Linked DNA regions of Homo sapiens: region 2 is linked to region 1. A link is a contact called in ENCODE Hi-C or POLR2A ChIA-PET data. All regions are on one chromosome and are shown on one strand. Each heading gives the region's core, a stretch centred on a gene start or an enhancer-like site at or near the end of the contact. The rest is flanking DNA. Distances are from core to core; before and after follow the strand shown.

Region 1 (5,013 bases), core at 1,153-3,652:
ACTTTGACAAACGACCAATCAAAATGAGATTTGTCCGTTGAACTTAAGGAAAATAATGGTCTCAGCCCTACTTCCTCTGCTCTTGTCCTTGATTCTCTATTCCTACTTTTAATTATTTTTGGTTTCCTTGGCTTCACCTCCTATTTCTAGTCCTGAAATCTCAGGTTTTCTTTTTATTTTTTTATTTTTTGAGACGGAGTCTTGCTCTGTCTCCCAGGCTGGAGTGCAGTAGCCCGATCTAGGCTCACTGCAACCTCCACCTCCCAGGTTCAAGCAGTTCTCCTGCCTCAGCCTCCCGAGTAGCTGAGGCTACAGGCCCCCACCACCATGCCTGGCTAATTTTTTGTATTTTTAGTAGAGACAGGTTTTCACCATGTTGGCCAGGCTGGTCTCGAACTCCTGACCTCAAGTGATCAGCCCGCCTTGGCCTCCCAAAGTGCTGGGATTATAGTCATGAGCCACTGCATCCGGCCACAGATTTTATTTCAATCCTTTGTTCTCTTCCTCTTCTAGGTCTTCCCCTTCCTGTCCCCACTGGCCCCTCTCCTATCCACTGAATCCCTGGATGCCTGACACCCTCTGCCTCCTGTCCTTGCTGGGTTTCCTCTACCCTCTACATTTCAAAGACAAGTTTTGCTGAAATCACAGTTTTCCTGAGGGTTCTAGAAAGGTCTGTGTGAACATTAAAAAACAAAGGTTCCTTGGGTTCATTTAGTCTTTAAGCAAACATCGATTGAGGCCTGTGTGTGTGGCAGGTACTGCAGATGCAAAGTTTTCCACCTTCATGGAGCTCATAGTTACTAAGGGAAACCCTGAATTTTCTTAGACTACTGCAACGCACTGGCCGGGTGCGGTGACTCACACCTGTAATCCCAGCACTTTGGGACAAGATGGGCGGAAGAGTGAGACCATCCTGGCTAACACGGTGAAACCCCGTCTCTACTAAAAATACAAAAATTAGCCGAGAGTGGTGGCACGCGCCTGTAGTCCCAGCTACTCGGGACTGAGGCAGGAGAACTGCTTGAACCCAGGAGGCGGAGGTTGCAGTGAGCCGAGATCGCACCATTGCACTCCAGCCTGGGCGACAGAGCGATAGTCCGTCTCAAAAAAAAAAAAAAAAAAAAAAAGAGAAATATAGGCACAATTTAATGCATCTCTTTTCCTTTTTCAATATGGAGCATACGGTGGTTCAAGCATCTGTCCACATTGTATTCCCGAAGTTTGATCCCTACCCTGCCCTGCCCTCCCGTCTTTCCTTCCCTCTCTCTTTTTTTTTTTCTGGAGTGCAATGGTGCGATCTCGGCTCACTGCAACCTCCGCCTCCGGGGTTAAAGCGATTCACCAGCCTCAGCCTCCTGAGTAGCTGGGATTACAGGCATGTGCCACCACGTCTGGCTAATTTATTATTTTTAATAGGGACGGGGTTTCTCCATGTTGATCAGGCTGGTCTCGAACTCCCGACCTCAGGTGATCCGCCCGCCTCGGCCTCCCAAAGGGAAGTTTGATTTTTCTATGGTCACCAATGGACACTTGATCTCCATAGCTTGAGAATGGCGGCCATCCCCTCACTGGCATTCTTTCCTCTTGTGCTCTCCCGAACGTTCTGGCTGCTCTTTGGATTTCCTTTTCCTTTGCTCACATCTACAATATTGGTGTTTCCTAGGTCCCGTACTTAACGATTGTTTCCTCTCAACACGCTTCCCTGGGCGGGCTGAACTGTCGGGGGCTTTCTCGGCTGCGCTTCCTCTCTCACCTGAAACCCTCTTCCCAACCCTTTATACTAGGTCGACGTCTCCAACATCAGCTGCTCCCCACCCGTGTCTGGGTGGGCCCCTTGGGCAGGCTCCCCTAGTCTCCTTTCCTTCGATCATCCCCACGTGCAGGACGTCATCTGCTTGCTCTGCCATCAGCCTCACATCCTGAGGGCAGGGACCATGCGGGGGTTGTCCATCTCTGTATCCCCAGTGCCAGCACTGCACCTCGCCCCAAGCAGTTGTCCAATAAATGAGCAGTGAGTAAATGAAAGAATGAGCAAAGCCTTGTAACAGGAAAGGGGCCGGCGGCGTCTGCCGTGCAAGACCTGGCCCAGTGGAGCAGAGCCTGGAGGTTCAGGAGCCGGGTCTGGAAGGCTCCTTCCGGTGGAAGAGGGGCCCGGAGCCAGCCGGCGCCTGGCACAAGGCGTCTCAGAGGCCGCCCACTGGGAGCCAACCGTTGCAGCCAGTTGTCCCCGCGAGCGAGGCCGGAGAAGGCGCGGCGGCCCCTGGCCTGGCCATTTCGCCCTTGTCGCAGCTGAACCGCCGACTACGAGCTCCTGCACCGCGCACACACCCCGCGCGCTTCGCTCTCGGCCTCGCCCGGCCACCGTCGCTCTCTAGAACGCCGCGCCCGTGACCCGGAAGAGCATTCTCCTTAGCAACTGCGGGACTGCGGCGGCGCCGGCCTCCGGGGAGAAACGGTGAGGCCCTCACTCGCCTGCCCCCTGCACCGCCTAGTGCTGCACGACCCCCTCGGGACCGACCCGGGGTCTGGCCTCTGGGGGGCTCCGCGGCGCTTCGCCCGGCACCTGTGGTGGCGGCCCGGGACGAGCGTCTTCCGCCTCTGGCGTTGCTCCCCGGCCCACGCGTCTTCCCTGTCCCGCATCTCCCTCAATGTCCCCAGCTCCCCACTCTCCGCTCCTGACCGACCCGGCCTCCCAGGCCGCGCTTATAGCGCCGGGGCCCTTGTAGCCTAGGATGGCGTGAGGGGAGCGAGACCAGAATTAGAGCCTGTTGCTGTAGAGAGGACGCCTCCCGAGGCTCGGGTCACCTGTGGACGCGTTCTCTAGGGTCTTGATCGAGATGTTCAGGACTGGCAGGGATGGGGAGCCTCGGGAATCTTGAAGGGCAGCCGCTTAATTATAACATGTCCTTGACGTTTGCGCTTTCCACAGTGATACACTTTATCTCCTTTATTGATCATAGAGAGTTTTTTTTTTTAATAAACTTTTAGATATGGGGGATACGCATGCAGGTTAGTCACATGGGTATATTGCACCCAGGTATTGAGCATAGAACCCAGTAGGTAGTTTTTCAACCCACATCCCCCATCTCTCCCCTCCTTCCAGTAGTCTACAGTGTCTACCGTTACCTTTTTTTTTTTTTTTTGAGACGGAGTCTCATTCTGTCGCCCAGGCTGGAGTGCAGTGGCGCGATTCGGCTCACTGCAAGCTCCGCCTCCTGGGTTCATGCCATTCTTCTGCCTCAGCCTCCCGAGTAGCTGGGACTACAGGCGCCCGCCACCCCGCCCGGCTAATTTTTTTGTATTTTTAGTAGAGACGGGGTTTCACCATGTTAGTCAGGATGGTCTCGATCTCTTGACCTCGTGATCCGCCCGCCTTGGCCTCCCAAAGTGCTAGGATTACAGGCGTGAGCCACCGCACCCGGCCGACTGTTCCCATGTTTATGTCCATGTGCGCTCAATGTTTCTACTCCCACTTGTAAGTGTGCTCAATGTTTAGCTCCCACTTATAAGTGAGAACGTGTGGTGTTTAGTTTTCTGTTCTTGTGCTAATTCGTTTAGGATTATGGCCTCCAGCTCCATCTGTGCTGCTGTAAAGGACATGATATCTTCCTTTTTTGTGGCTGCATAGTATTCCATCCTGTACATCCACATTTTTTTTTTCCAGTCCACCATTGATGGTCACCTAGGTTGATTCCGTGTGTTTGCTATTGTGAATAGCTCAGCCGTGAACATACAACTGCATATGTCTTTTTGGTATAATGGTCTGTTTTCCTTTGGTTATATACCCAACAGTGGGATTGCTGGGTGAAATGGTGGCTCTTTAAGTTCTTTGAGAAATCTCCAAACTGCTTTCCACAGTGGCTGAACTAATTTACATTCCCACCAACAGTAGTTTAAATGTTCCCTTTCCAAGGGAGCCTAATGAGGATCTGTTGTTTTTTGACTTTTTGATAATAGCCATTCTGACTGGTGTGAGATGGTATTTCATTGTGGTTTTGATTGGCATTTCTCTGATAATTAGTCATGATCATGTTTTCCATATATTTGTTGGCTGCTTGTATGTCGTGGTTTTTTCTTTTTGTATTTCTTCTGAGAAGTGTTCATGTCCTTTGGCCATTTTTAAAAATGGGCTTATTTGTTTTTTGCTTGTTGATTTAAGTTCCATAGGGATTCTGGATATTGGACCTTTGTCAGATGCATAGTTTGTGAATATTCTCGCCCATTTTGTAGGTTGTCTGTTTAATCTGTTGATAATTTCTTTTGCTGTGCAGAAGCTCTAGTTTAATTAGTTCCAACTTGTCAATTTTTGTTTTTGCTGCAGTTGCTTATGGGGACTTAGCCAAAAATTTGCCAAGGTCAGTGTCAAGAAGTGTATTTCCTGGGTTTTCTTCTAGGATTTTTATAGCTTGAGGTCTTTTATTTTATTTTGAGACAGGGTCTCACTGTCACCCAGGCTGGAGTGCAGTAGCGTGACTGCAGCTCACTGCAGCCTCGATTTCCCAGGCTCAAGTGATCCTCCCACCTCAGCCTCCCGAGTAGCTGAGACTACAGGTGCGCACTACCACGTTCGGCTAATTTTTGTATTTTTTATGGAGATGTGGTTTTTACCATGTTGTCAGGCTGGTCTCTGACTCCTAGGCTCAAAAGATCTGCCTGCCTCAGTTGCCCAAAGTGCTGGAATTACAGGCATGAGCTACTGTGCCTGACTGAGGTCTTTGCATTTAAATCTTTAACCCATTATGTATATCATGAAATATATACAGTTTTATATCTTCTGCATGTGGCTAGTTAGTTATCCCAGCACCATTTATTGAATAGGGAGTCCCTTCTCCATTTGTTTTTTGTCAGTTTGTTGAAGATCATATGGTTGTAGGTGTGTGGCTTTATTTCTGAGTTTTCTGTTCTGTTCCATTGTTCTATAGGTGTGAGACTCATTTAATTGTACATCTTGAACTGATCCTTTTCTGGGGAATTTGCTTCCCAGTTGTGAGTGAGGTGTGGTTAGTATATTCT
Region 2 (5,013 bases), core at 1,184-3,683, 360 kb before region 1:
TCAGGACAGGCAAGGCCCACTGACTCCGTGCCTAGAAGCAGGCTGGCCCACCCTGTGGAGTCCTGCACAAGTGGACACTGTGGCCCTTAGTGTCTCCAAACACAAAAAAGTGTTTCCTCATCTGCAAAGTGGTTCTTCCATTTGCCTCACAGAGATGCTGTGGTCAATAATGCTTTTTTTTTTTTTTTTTTTTTGAGACAGAGTCTCACTCTGTCGCCCAGGCTGGAATGCAATAGTGCCATCTCAGCTCACTGCAACCTCCACCTCCCAGGTTCAAGCAATTCTCCCACCTCAGCCTCCCGAGTAGCTGGGATTACAGGAACCGGCCATCATGCCCAGCTAATTTTTGTGTTTTTGTAGAGATGGAGTTTCACCATGTTGGCCAGGCTGGTCTTGAACTCCTGACCTCAGGTGATCCACCTGCCTCAGCCTCCCAAAGTGTTGGGATTACAGGCGTGAGCCACTGTTCCCGGCAATAATGCATATTTTTCAAAAACAGCATTTAACAGTGGGCATCTGACAAATGTCAGTTTTCCTTTACTGGGATTTTCCACATGATCTGTGTATTGGTGAGGAGCCTCTTAATTGAAAGTGACAGAAACCCAGCATGTAGTAGCTTAGGCACAAACCGGATTAACGGGCGAGGTAAGGAAGGGCTAAGAGGAACTGGCTATGAGGATGCTGAATAGGAACTCCCTGCTGCCAGTACTCTGTCCCCATCACTTGTCCTCCACCTCCCATGGAGGTTCTTTCTCTCCGCCAGGCTTCTGCTCCTTGCAGGGACCGTGGCTCCTGGAGACTCCAGGCCCACAGGCTGCTCCTTGATAAACCAGAGAGGAAAAGTCTCGGTTTCCCCTGTTGGATCTGATCAATCCTAGGGGGAAGGACCCTGGTTGGCCCAGCCTGGATCCTGTCAGAGCAGGCTGCTCCCAGAAAGGGGAAGGAGGGGCCCAAAGCAGCCTGTCCCTTGTGGCTCCCCTAAGTCCCCCACTGCAAGGGACACTGTCCTAACCCCCATCCCTCCTATATCTGAAGGTTCCCCAGCAGATAAAAGTTGCCTTTCCCACAAAAATAGGCCAGGACTCCAGATGGGGTCCGATGTTTGCCTAATGCCACACAGAGCCCACACCTAGGTTCTGGGACCCGGGGTATGCCTCCCACAACACACAAACTTGCCTGTGAATGCCCTGCACACAACCAGAACCTTCCTTTAAACACGTGCTTTGGAAAGAGCAAGGCACTCAGATCTTTCTGTACTCATCCCCCCAACCCCATGGATTCAAATATATTCCTTTGCATCTCTAAATTTTAAATGTCAAACAATGAGGAAATAGAATTCACCTAAAATTCTGCCTTGGCTACTCACCTCCTGTATTTTATTAGTACTTTTCAAAATACAGTCTTTGGGGAGGAAAAACACCTCCCACCAATGGGCTCACCACACTGAACTTGAACAAGGCACTCAGGGTCCCTCAGTAAGAGATGGTTAGGATTACCCCAGCAGCAGATGGGTAAGTCGAGGCACAGCAGGGCAGGGGCATGGTGGCCGATTGCCGGTGGCCCCTGCGCAGGTTCTGGGCCTTGCGTCCCAGTCTGGGTTCTGGCTTCAGCACTTTATATTCTGCTGCGGCGGGAACAGCCTAAGAACAGAAACTTGGAGGTGGTCAGTGCAGACCCTTCTGGCCCCAATGCCCTCTTCACCCAGGGGTGGCCTGGCCTGGCCTGACTGCCCCGACTGCCCCCAACCCCAGGCAGCGGTGGAGGAGAGGGATGTCACACAGCACAAACGCCGGCGGAGGGGCCACAGGAGTGGGGAGAGCAACCAGGGATGAAGCAGAGTGGGGTGCGCAGGCCTCGCGTCTCCTCCCCCAGGGCAGGTGGCCAAGCTCAGAGATTTCCTGGGTGATTAGGGGGAGGGGCGCGAAAACGCCCCTTGCTGCCACCTGCTCCTTGTTGCCAGAGCAGGAACCCAGGTTGGGGCTTGGGGAGCAAATGAGGCTGGGACAGAGCACGGGGCAGTCAGATGGGGTGAGGCGAACAAAGGCCTCTCTCTGCGAGAGAAATCCCGACTGGCTGCGGGGCGCACTCAGGCCACAATGGGGCTTTCTCCGGCCACAGGCGGCCCGGCCAGCCTGAGGGCAAGGCAGGGCGTCTGCGCTGCCGCGGGCCAGGCGGCACCGCTTCCGCGAGGGAAGAGCAGCTCCCGTGTCGGGGCCGGAGCTGGGGCCGAGGCTCCGAGGCGGGACCAAGGGCGCGGGTGGCCGACGGGGCCTGCAAGACCGGCCGAGCACCCCCAGCCCCAGCCCGGCCCGGCCCAGCAGGCCCGGCCCAGCAGGCCCGGCCCAGCAGGCCCGGCCCAGCAGGCCCGGCCCCGCCGTCTCCATGGCGACCGTGACCTCAACGCCTGGGCGGGGAGGGAGAGGCTGAGCCGGTTGCTGCGCGACGGCCCAGTGACGTCAGACAATTGAGTTTGGTTCCCAAGGCAACTGGCCGGGCAGCTGGGCCGGGAACTATTTGTGTCTGTCCCCAGAGGGGCTGCGGAGCCTCCAGGGTCTGGCGCAGCTGAGGAAATGCGCTCCTGGCCCGGGGCAGGCGGGGGCCGGGACACAGAGGCCCTTTCAGCCCCGGAAGGCTGCGGGCCCGGGCGGGGCGGGGCGGCACCCTCCAGGAGGACGCCCGGCCTTCTCCCCACTTCTGCCTGGGAGGCCCCTGGCCCGCCGGGCTTTGTCCTATTTATAAACGTGCTCCTGAGTAAACTCCCTGAAGAAAGGGGCCTCTGTGTGCGGCAGCCCGGCCCACAGCGCCGCCCTCAGCACACAGTAGGCGCTCAGCATGGCCTTCTCATGGGACTGAGGACAAGCACCGATCCTTGGGAGCTGCCAGGCGCCTCCAGCACCCAGAACCCCTGACATCGAGCGCCTGGACACCTGTTCCCGAAGCCCTGTGAGCTGATGGGCTACGTAACCTCTGGGCCGCAATGCTAGAATAAAATGCATGGACACTTGTTCCAAAACGATGGAGGGACGGTGTGGGAAACAGGCCCCAGCCCTGTCGACTGAGGGTGAATGCACGAGTGAAAGTGACAATACATGGGTAAACTGAGGCAGGCGGCATCAGCCGTAGAGGAGAGAGGATGAGGTTCCAACCTGGGGTGTAAGAGAAACAAGATGCTACAGGAGCAGAAGGGCCATCAGCTGTGCTAAGATAAAGCAGGGACCTAAATTTGGGCCTGAGAGCTGGTCCAGGCCTGCCAGTGGCAGTGGCTCAAGACGTGGGGCGCTGTGACTGGGTCTCAGACCCAGTGATGCCACCAACCCAGGCTTCTCCCAGGCTCCTCCCCCAGTAGCACTCTGTCACTACAGGGTGACATCCAGGCCCTTCACGATCTGTCTCCAGGGAGCCACCACCTCCCCCAGCCCAACAGGCCAAGCACTGACATCCAAACCAACTGACTACCCAGGAGCCTGGGCATGCTTTGTCCGTCTGGCCCAGGGAGGCATCTGCCCATCCCTGTGAATAGCAGCGTCTCTCCTCAACAGTCAGTGACTGCCTTCTGACAGCCTGACCAGGGGGTCTGAGTGCGAGAGGCATCTGGCATCTCTGAAAAAGCAGCTCCAGCCTGGCTTCCAGGGCAGGGACTCTCCACTGCCAGATCTGCAGACTCTCCACCACCAGGGCGCCTACTGCAGTTGGGAAAAGCCTCAGATCTATGTCCTCTCCTGTCTGGGTGGAGCAGGCACCATGATCCCTGTTTCATGCACAAGGACATTGATGCGCAGGGACTACAGGACTTGTCCAAGGATGCACCCGAGCCCACGTCCCACCTAGGTTCCCCAGTCTCTCCCAGACAATCCCTCAGAAAACAGTCCTGGGCCCAGGAACCAGAGCTGCTGAGCAGGCCCAGCTACGTAATTTGTGGAGCCCAGTGCAAATTGAAAATTTGAGACCCTTTGTTAAGAAATTATGAAGAGGCCAGGCACAATGGCTCACATCTGTAATCCCAGCACTTTGGGAGGCCGAGGCAGGCAGATCACTTGAGTCCTGGCGTTCAAGACCAGCCTGGCCAATGTGTCGAAACCCTGTCTCTACTAAAAATACAAAAATTAGCCGGGCATGGTGGCTGGTGCCTGTAATCCCAGCTACTTGGGAGGCTGAGGCAGGGAGAATTGCTTGAACCCAGGTGGCAGAAGTTGCAGTGAGTTGAGATTGTGCCACTGCACTCCAGCTTGGGCGACAGAAGGAGACTCTGTCAAAAAAAGAAAAGAAAAAAAAAATTATGAAGAGGCTGGGCATGGTGGCTTATGCCTGTAATCCCAGCACTTTGGGAGGCCGGGGTGGGTGGATCACCTGAGGTCAGGAGTTCGAGACTAGCCTGGCCAACATGGTGAAATCCAGTCTCTACTAAAAATACAAAAATTAGCCAAGCATGGTGGTGCATGCCTGTAATACCAGCTACTTGGAAGGCTGAGGCAGGAGAATCGCTTTAACCCTAGACGCAGAGGTTGCAGTGAGCCAACATCATGCTACTGCACTCCAGCCTGGGCGACAGAGTGAGACTCTGTCTCAAAAAAAAAAAAAAAATTATGAAGGATTTCAAGACAATGTCAGAAGACCATCAAACTAAGGATGGGACCCATGTGACTGCACAGGTCATATGCTCATGAAGCTGGCCAGGATGGCAAGTCCAGGACACCAAGCCAGGCTCTTTCCTGGGCACCGTGCACCTCTTCCCTTGCTCAAGGTCCATCTGCTGGCCAGTTCCTGGGATTTCTCTGACCCGCCCACTCCACACAGGCTGGACGTCCAGGGCGTCTTCAGAGAGGTCCACTAGATATTAGGGGACGCTGCCCAGTACTTTCCCATCAAAGACCAAGACCACAGAACACTTCCAGAAACGCTTCCAGAAATGCTCAATCCTGCCAGCACTGGAAGTTTGCCTGCCTATTTTCAGCTGAAGAACACTTGCTCTTGAAGAAAATGTAGCAGGGCTGTCTACCTAAGGTGAAATGTACC

What was found. A loop is a pair of places that touch in the nucleus more often than their neighbours do. ChIA-PET counts read pairs that join two places held with the same protein, here RNA polymerase II (POLR2A). Pooled maps may share reads with other maps.
Region 2: a pooled map shows a loop between it and region 1 (5-fold over the local background). The contact joins the enhancer-like site here to the promoter of DIS3L2 in region 1. A Hi-C loop is called at or near these places in 3 of 37 single-sample maps with no recorded cell type and 9 of 50 pooled maps. POLR2A ChIA-PET finds 5 or more read pairs at or near these places in 1 of 52 experiments (AG04449).

Annotation. Positions count from the first base shown.
Region 1 is chr2:231,959,311-231,964,323 of GRCh38, forward strand. DIS3L2 (DIS3 like 3'-5' exoribonuclease 2) reads left to right here and starts at 2,403. Exons shown (of 21, transcript NM_152383.5): 1 at 2,403-2,455. RefSeq lists an enhancer at 2,281-2,370 and a silencer at 2,501-2,660.
Region 2 is chr2:231,602,383-231,607,395 of GRCh38, forward strand. No RefSeq gene overlaps it. Among named protein-coding and RNA genes, the nearest start is that of TEX44, 12 kb to the left of the region's middle. RefSeq lists silencers at 2,052-2,351, 2,482-2,771, 4,862-5,013. Within about 2 kb of position 2,434, at least 35 of the 41 ENCODE cell types and tissues checked have a DNase peak (open chromatin) inside an H3K27ac peak, as active enhancers do.